Linked DNA regions of Homo sapiens: region 1 is linked to region 2. A link is a contact called in ENCODE Hi-C or POLR2A ChIA-PET data. All regions are on one chromosome and are shown on one strand. The core of a region is the stretch at or near the end of the contact, and the rest is flanking DNA. Distances in the headings are between cores, read along the strand shown. Region 1 holds the start of LINC00690 (long intergenic non-protein coding RNA 690). Region 2 overlaps RFTN1 (raftlin, lipid raft linker 1).

Region 1 (3,756 bases), core at 1,181-3,680, 53 kb after region 2:
TGAAGGCTGCACAAGAAATATGGTACCAGCATCTGCTTCTGGCGAGAGCTTCAGGCTGCTTCCATTTGTGGCAGAAGATGGAGACAGCCTGTGTGTACAGAGATCACACGGCCAGAGAGGAGGAAAGAGGGACCGGGGGAGGTGCCAGCCTTTTTTGAACAACAGCTCTCATGGGAACTAATAGAGTGAGAACTCACTCATCCCCGTGCCTAGGGAATTAATCTATTTATGAGGAATCTGCCCCCCCCGACCCAAACACCTCTCATTAAGCCCTACCACACACTGAGGGTTAAATTTCAACACAACATTTGGGGAGGTCAAATTTCAACATGAGATTTGGAGGGGTCAAATTTCAACATGAGATTTGGAGGGGTCACATTTCAACATGAGATTTGGAGGGGTCACATTTCAACATGAGATTTGGAGGGGTCAAATTTCAACATGAGATTTGGAGGGGTCACATTTCAACATGAGATTTGGAGGAGTGAAATTTCAACATGAGATTTGGAGGAGTGAAATTTCAGCATGAGATTTGGAAGGGTCAAACAAGCCCAACTATAGCAGGTGGTATCTCATTGTGGTGTTGATGTGCATTTCCCTAATGATTACTGATGTTGAGCACCTTCTTATGTGCCTTTTGGCCACTTGTGTGTCTTCTTTGGAGAAATGTCTACTCAAAGTCCTCTGCCTCTTTTTGCCTTTTGAGGTAAAATTTACATATGATAAAGTGCACAAATCTTAAGTGTGCCATAAGATGAGTTCTGACAAATGCATCTCAAACTCTGTCGAGGTACAGAACATTATCATCACCCCAGACAGTTCCTTCAGATTCCTTCTCAGTAATCCACTCCCTCCACCCTCCAGACACAACCACTATCCTGGTTCTTAAAAGTCTGTCATAGATTCGTTTTGCCTGTTATAGAACTTTATGTGGATTTATACAGTATGTGCTCTTTCGCGTCTGGCTTCTTTCACTCGGCATAATGGTTTTGAGATTCACCCATGTTCATTCCTTTTGATCGCTGAGCAGTATTCTTTTCCATGAATAGGCCAGAGTTTCTTTATTCTTTTGTTGATGGACTGGACTGTTTCCAGTTTGGGGATATAATGAATAAAGCTTTTTAAGAGCTTATGTTTTATTATAACAAAAGCAAAATGTCATGAGCTTGAAGCCTTGATAAAAATCTCCCACCAAGCCTAATATCCTTTTGGATAGAAAAATAAACAAATCAATAAGTTCTGCCCTTTGTAGAGGGCTTATAATGTGCCAGGCCGTCTGCTGAGCGTTTTCCTTCCATCAATCATTCCATTTAATCCTCACAGCCCCATCTGCTAGATGAGTAAATAAAGGTTTACAGCAGGAAACTGACTTGCCCAAACTCTAATAGCCTGTGTGTGGCAGACCCTATTTTGCCTTTTGGGAAGTGCTGTGAGCATCAGTAGTTATCCCAAGGCCAAGAAAAGATGAGTATGGTGTTTTGCTTTCTCAGTTATCACACTTTATTACAATACTGATGTCATTTTTATTTGCCCTCTGTGATGAGCATTAATTATATTACGGGAAAGGGGAGAAAGCCAAGTATTGCAACTTTAGAAGTAAAGACCACTCCCTTACTAAGAAATCTTTGGAGACAGCAAGGAATTTTAAAAAAGTAATGGTACATGGGCCCGGTGCGGTGGCTCACGCCTGTAATCCCAGCACTTTGGGAGGCTGAGGTGGGCGGATCACTAGTCCAGGAGTTCGAGACCAGCCTGGCCAATATGGTGAAACCCCGTCTCTACAAAAAACACACAAAAAATTAGCCGGGCGTGGTGGCGTGTGCCTGTAGTCCCAGCTACTCGGGAGGCTGAGGCAGGAGAATTGCTCGAACCCAGGAGACAGAAGTTGCAGTGAGCTGAGATCGTTCCACTGACTCCAGCTGGGGCAAGAGAGCAAGACTCCGTCTCAAAAAAAAAAAAAAAAAATTAATGCTACATGAAAAAATTTCTATTACAAAATATTAGAAAATAATAAGAGCACCAAAAGATAAGTGCCTGATCAGCTTGCTATCCATATGTAAATGTAGATATGACCAAATTGGAAAGTTTTGGCAGAAAACTTGCAGAGGAAGGAAAGAAAGATTTATGACTAGTGTTTATCTACTGTCCGCGAAGTGCCAGGAAAGCCCCCTGCTGGGTAACTTACATATGTTTAACTCATTCCAGCTTCCCTGCAGCCTCAGCAGCCCTTCTCCCCTTGTTTTTTAGGAATGGAACTCCTGGCTTTTAGCTAAACTTGTGGTCTCCCAGAAAAAACATTTCTCGCAGCTTCCCTGATGGCTAGATTTGGCACGTGACTGAATTTGACCAATGGGATGTCAACTGAAGGGTCGCGTACAACTTCCAGGAAGGGCGTGACCTTAAAGGGGCTTGTGCCTTTCTTTGCCCCTTCCGCCTTCCGGATGGATGAAAGCAGAAGCAGTGGCTGGAGCTAGAGCAGCTATTTAGGACTATGAGATGGAAGAAATGTGGTGACAATAGCAGAACAAAAATATAGAAATCTTGGGTACTTGATGACCACGGAGCCGCCATACAAACTCTGGACTATAATTTCCAGAGACTGTTTATGTGAGAGAGAAATATACTTCTCCTGTTAGGCTACTGTTAACTCTGTGTTTTCTGTCAGTTCTGATATAGGAGGCATTGTCATCCCATTTTACAGACGAAGAGACGGAGTCTCAAGTTTCCATAGCTGGTGTGCACTTTAGTTCCTCAAGGACAATAATGCCCCACCCTTGAGGTTGGTTGATTCACTCAACTCCCAAAGTTGATAATGTTGAGGTGCCAAAAAAAGTGTCCCCTTCAGGTTTCACTCACTGGAGCTATGTCATGTGCCCACAGATACGGAAACATGCCACTAAAAGTTAGCCCTGGAGGGCCTTTAAGTCAGCTTTCAAAGAACAACAGATCTGGTTTTGTGACTCTGGGAAAATTACCATCCAAGCCTCAGTTTCTTCTTCTCTAAAATGGGAAGGATAGTAAAAGTACCTGCGACAGAGTTGTTGGGAGGACCGAGCAAGAGGCTGCACAGTGCCTGGCCCTGACCAAATGAACAAGTGGGAGTTTTTATTATTAGTCCCTGGGCTGGGCTGGAATCAGACCCCCTGGTTATTTCTTTTTCCATATCTTCCTTTCTGCCATTTTGGAGCTTCCCCCCTCCAGCCTCCGTCCCCAGACAAGATTAAACAAATGTCTCTTTTCTCCTTGCAGACTGTGCTCCCCAGGGCGCCCTCAGCTCTGTCCACACAAGTCCCTCCTATGATCAGCTGCACCCTAGGCTCAGCTGGAAAACAAAACATGCACTGCATGGTTGCCACATCCTAGCCATGGGCCTCAGTTTTCAAGCTCCAGGCAGTTTTAGCAAGAAAACTGATGTTCCTAAAATCAGGACTGCATTTCTTACATTTCCACTGCTGATTCTCAAAAAATGTTGGCACAAACAAACCCAAACCACGAGGCAGCAAAATTAGTCTTCAAAGCCCTCCTGTAAGTTAAACGCCCTCTCAAAGGTACCTGCAGAATCCACATTCAGGTCCCTGTGGGGCCGTCCTCTGTGGGTCTGCTTTGAGCTTTGAGCAGAGGAGGTTCCAGCACAACGCATCTGTCTGGGTGTGATTCTCCAGCCTCTGTTGTCTGTCAAATGAATCCTTCCTATATGATAATGAATACTGCACAGATTAATGCAGTGGATCCCCACCCATAGACCAGGAGGCTCTT
Region 2 (3,620 bases), core at 24-2,523:
TGCCTAAACTGAAATTAAATAAATAGACACACACACACTCTCCATAAAAACTCTGCTACACAATTTATTAATGAACAGTGAAAAGAAACAGAAGCCAAAAGTGGGTCAGGAGAAACTGTTTAATCTAATAGTCTGGAAATTATATTGGAAGAAACAGATGGTTTCACAGAAGTCAATGTTACCTAGAGGAGCAAGGAGCGATTTTCTAGGAAAGAAAAATGTTTCCCTACCCTACCGCATATACTATTTTCAGCAAAGGAGGAGTCTATATTCAGCACAGGAAAAGTCCCGATATTGGCACACTTACAAAACTGGGACTAAGTGGCAGCCATCCACACATACTCAAGCTCAGACTTGGCCTTCTGAATCTGAGCTGGAGGTCAAACCTAGCCCTATTTTAAAGCTGGGAACAACAGAAGCCAGCACTACGCTCCAGTGGGTTATTGACCAACACTCATGTTCTTGATACCTAAGGAAAGTGGTCACCAACAGGTCATGGGCAGCATGACCCTTAATGTGGCTCCGGACCCTCAGAGACTCTGTGGGTCCCAGGCAGCAGCAAGACACACAGGGCACATGGAGTCGGAAGACCTCAGTGCAAGCTGCGGCTCTGTAAGACAAGACCACCCTATTTGTCAGGCTCCCTATTTGTCAAGCAGAACAAAAAACATCTCTAGACTTGTAAGGATGAATTGAGCTAAAGTATATCAAGCTGCATTGCAAACAACACAGCATAAGACAATGCTCAACCACTCAGTCTATTCTCATCCCCACCATCTATGATTCACCAAAACATGCAGCCAAATTCTCCCTAGAGTAGGGCTCAATCAAAAAGAGAACATCAAAGCTGGGGTCCTTGAATGACCGATCACAGCCAACCAAATCTCAAAGCCATACCCGAGGGACCTTTGGTATTGTCCACAATCCTTAAGAGTAAAGAATTGAAGAAGGCAAGTCTGAGTTCTGATTCTAGCTCATCACACATTCGTTGCAGAACCACGGGCACATTAGGTAACCTCACTGAGCCTTGTTTCCTCATTTGTAAAATCAAGATCTCTATAAGGATTAATTGACACTGAGCACCATGCATGCCACATTAGCTGTTATTACTGTTGCTACTGTTAACAATGATTATATCAATACCAGCAGCATCCAAGTCCACTGCTCCATCACAATACATCAGCTGCAGGGATCCCCAGAGAGGCCAGGGAGGGCGCAGGGGCAGAACAGCCTTTCTGCCATGAAGATGAAGGACTGTACGAGGAGGAGCCTCCCACCGGGGTGAGCTTAAATTTGCGGAAATATAGAAAGTCCCGCCCCACCCAACTCTGACCCTGGGGCCTCTTGCAGCAGTATCAAGGGCTGCTTAGAGCCTCCCTTCTAGCCATCCACCTTCCCTCCTCCAGGGCTTCTGACATTTTGCTCCAAGGTTTGTTTGTTTTTACTTAGAAAAAATGCCATCAACGTCAGTGACTGTATGCTCAGTTCTGCTGAAGAGCTGCAAATGTTATAGATGGATTTGTTATGTTCTAAAACTGCAGGTATCATATTTACAGAGAGGTAATAAATACCTCATTAAGGAAAGGCAAAACAAACACTTCAGAGTACTTGAGGCTCTATCTAAAGGAACCCCATGGTGAAACCCACTTTAAACCAAGAATCCTCCTGTAATGCAAATAAGTACTCATCCCCTCCAATTCTCTTCCTTCCTTTCCCTAGTTTACGATGTTGGGCTCCCCTGTAAAGCACCCCCCTCCCTCCCAGAACCTGCAGGCACCAGCAGCCAGGTATCCATCTTAGCCAGCTCCCTGAGACATCACAGACTTAAGCTGAGTCTGTTGACACCTGTTCTGTAGTGTCAACTGTAGGTGGGGTGGGGACACAGAACCAAACCACAACACCAAGACTGACTTAATGGGTCTGGTGTGCAGCTGGGCATGGGAACTTTTTAAACAAACTTTGAGAATCATTGTGTCACCTTGTATCCTTATTTTTATTCCTCTGGCCTGTCCTCCCAAATATATTCCAAGTCACCTAAAGAAAGTAAGTTATGATTTGGTCATAATACATAGGTAGGTAAGTAAACATTTGTTGAATTTATTTTATACTCAAAAGATCACACTAGTATAATTTTTTTCTGCCATCTCCACTCAAATTAAAAAAAAAAAAATTGTACTCCACATGATCTTTTAAGGTTCTCCAAGTGTGGTCCCCAGACCAGCAGCATCAGCATTGCCTGGGAACTTATTACAAAAGCAGATTCTCAGGCCTTGCCCTAGACTTACTAAATCAGAAACTTTGAGGATGGGGCCCAGGACTCTGCATTTTGACAAGCCCTCCAGGCTATTCTGATTCACTCTCAAGGTTGGGAACCACTCCTTTAAGCTAATGATTAGTTTTAAAGGCTTTTCTGGAGATTGACATTATTTTAGATGAGGCCATGGAACTGGCCTATCATCTCCCTTCACGAAATCAGAAAGGCTAATAGTGCCAGGATTTATAACTAGCCATTAGGCACCCAAACACTTAGCTCCCCACAACTTTCATTTCTTAATTTTCAGAATATAATGTAAATCATGATCCATTTTTTTAGATTAGTCTTTTTCCCAGCCGTGAAGGGAGACTGAAAGGACAACTCTTATAAACAATGATTATCAGCTGCTTCTGTAGTTGTGTGTCAGACTAACACCCCCCAGACTGGAGGTCAAAGAAAAACTGGACCTGTAGAAAACTTATTGCGCAATGTGCATGTCTTGAATAAGGAATGTCATCCTGTTATTATCATGACCACCCAAAATTTATATACAGAGTTTAAGGCTAGAATGCTGGTGGCCGAAAGCCAAGTATGAGCCTGGTCAGCACAATGTCGAAGAAAACATCCCGAAAATCAGTTCTTAAAGTCCTCTTAGACAGGAAAACCACAAAGATGGGAATTTGTAAAATGCAGCAGTGTGGAATGATCCTCGAAATTGTAATGCGTGTCATGGGAATGTCTTATAAGGAGGAACTTAAGAATAGAAATAGAAGAAGACAAGCTTGAGAAAGGGGCAAAGGTGAATAAATTACCTTTGAACTTTTTCATGTTGAAGCCCTTCAATTTAGTTTAAACCCACCACAGCACACAGAAGATTCAGGAACCAAGAAAGCCAAAGTGAAGGCTTTGCTGTTCAGTAAAACTACAAGATATCCTGCAAAGCTCCAAGTGCTTGGTGGCCTAGCAAGTTTCTTTTATAACTGCTCCAAACTCAATATCTCAATTTATTCTTCTATACCGTGGGGGTGACTCCACCTACCTCATAAGATTGTTGTTAGTTTGTTTAGAAGAGATTAATACAACAGTAGGTGCTGAATAAAAAGTAACTCTGATTATTACCTATAAAAAATGAAGCTCTCTACTCTCATACATTGTTGTTGGAAATGTAAAATAGAACAAACACTTTGGAAAACAGTTGAGCAGTATCTTATAAAGGTAAACATGTATTTAGCATAAACCCAACAATTCCACTCCTACATATTTCCCCAACAGAAGTGAAAACATCCACACAAAACACTTGTTCGTGGATATTCAGCTTTTTTTTTTCATAATAGCCCCAAACTGGAAATTTCCCAAATGTTCAACA

Evidence for each region. Hi-C counts contacts between places; a loop is a spot of excess contacts on that map. ChIA-PET counts read pairs that join two places held with the same protein, here RNA polymerase II (POLR2A). Pooled maps may share reads with other maps.
Region 1: a loop to region 2 is called in a map of A673, with 4 times the contacts of the local background. The contact joins the promoter of LINC00690 here to the enhancer-like site in region 2. A Hi-C loop is called at or near these places in 2 of 168 maps with a recorded cell type or tissue (A673 and natural killer cell) and 5 of 50 pooled maps. POLR2A ChIA-PET finds 5 or more read pairs at or near these places in 6 of 52 experiments (K562, OCI-LY7, activated T-cell and 1 more).

The regions. Positions count from the first base shown.
Region 1 is chr3:16,533,888-16,537,643 of GRCh38, forward strand. It overlaps LINC00690 (long intergenic non-protein coding RNA 690), which reads left to right and starts at 2,431. Exons shown (of 3, transcript NR_103843.1): 1 at 2,431-2,607. RefSeq lists a silencer at 1,776-1,971.
Region 2 is chr3:16,481,603-16,485,222 of GRCh38, forward strand. All of the region lies in intron 2 of RFTN1 (raftlin, lipid raft linker 1), which reads right to left. LOC124906219 (a long non-coding RNA gene) reads left to right here. Exons shown (of 3, transcript XR_007095839.1): 3 at 1-3,620. Among named protein-coding and RNA genes, the nearest start is that of RFTN1, 30 kb to the right of the region's middle. RefSeq lists an enhancer at 1,078-1,930. Within about 2 kb of position 1,274, at least 17 of the 41 ENCODE cell types and tissues checked have a DNase peak (open chromatin) inside an H3K27ac peak, as active enhancers do; they include OCI-LY7 and natural killer cell, where a contact is called at or near this core.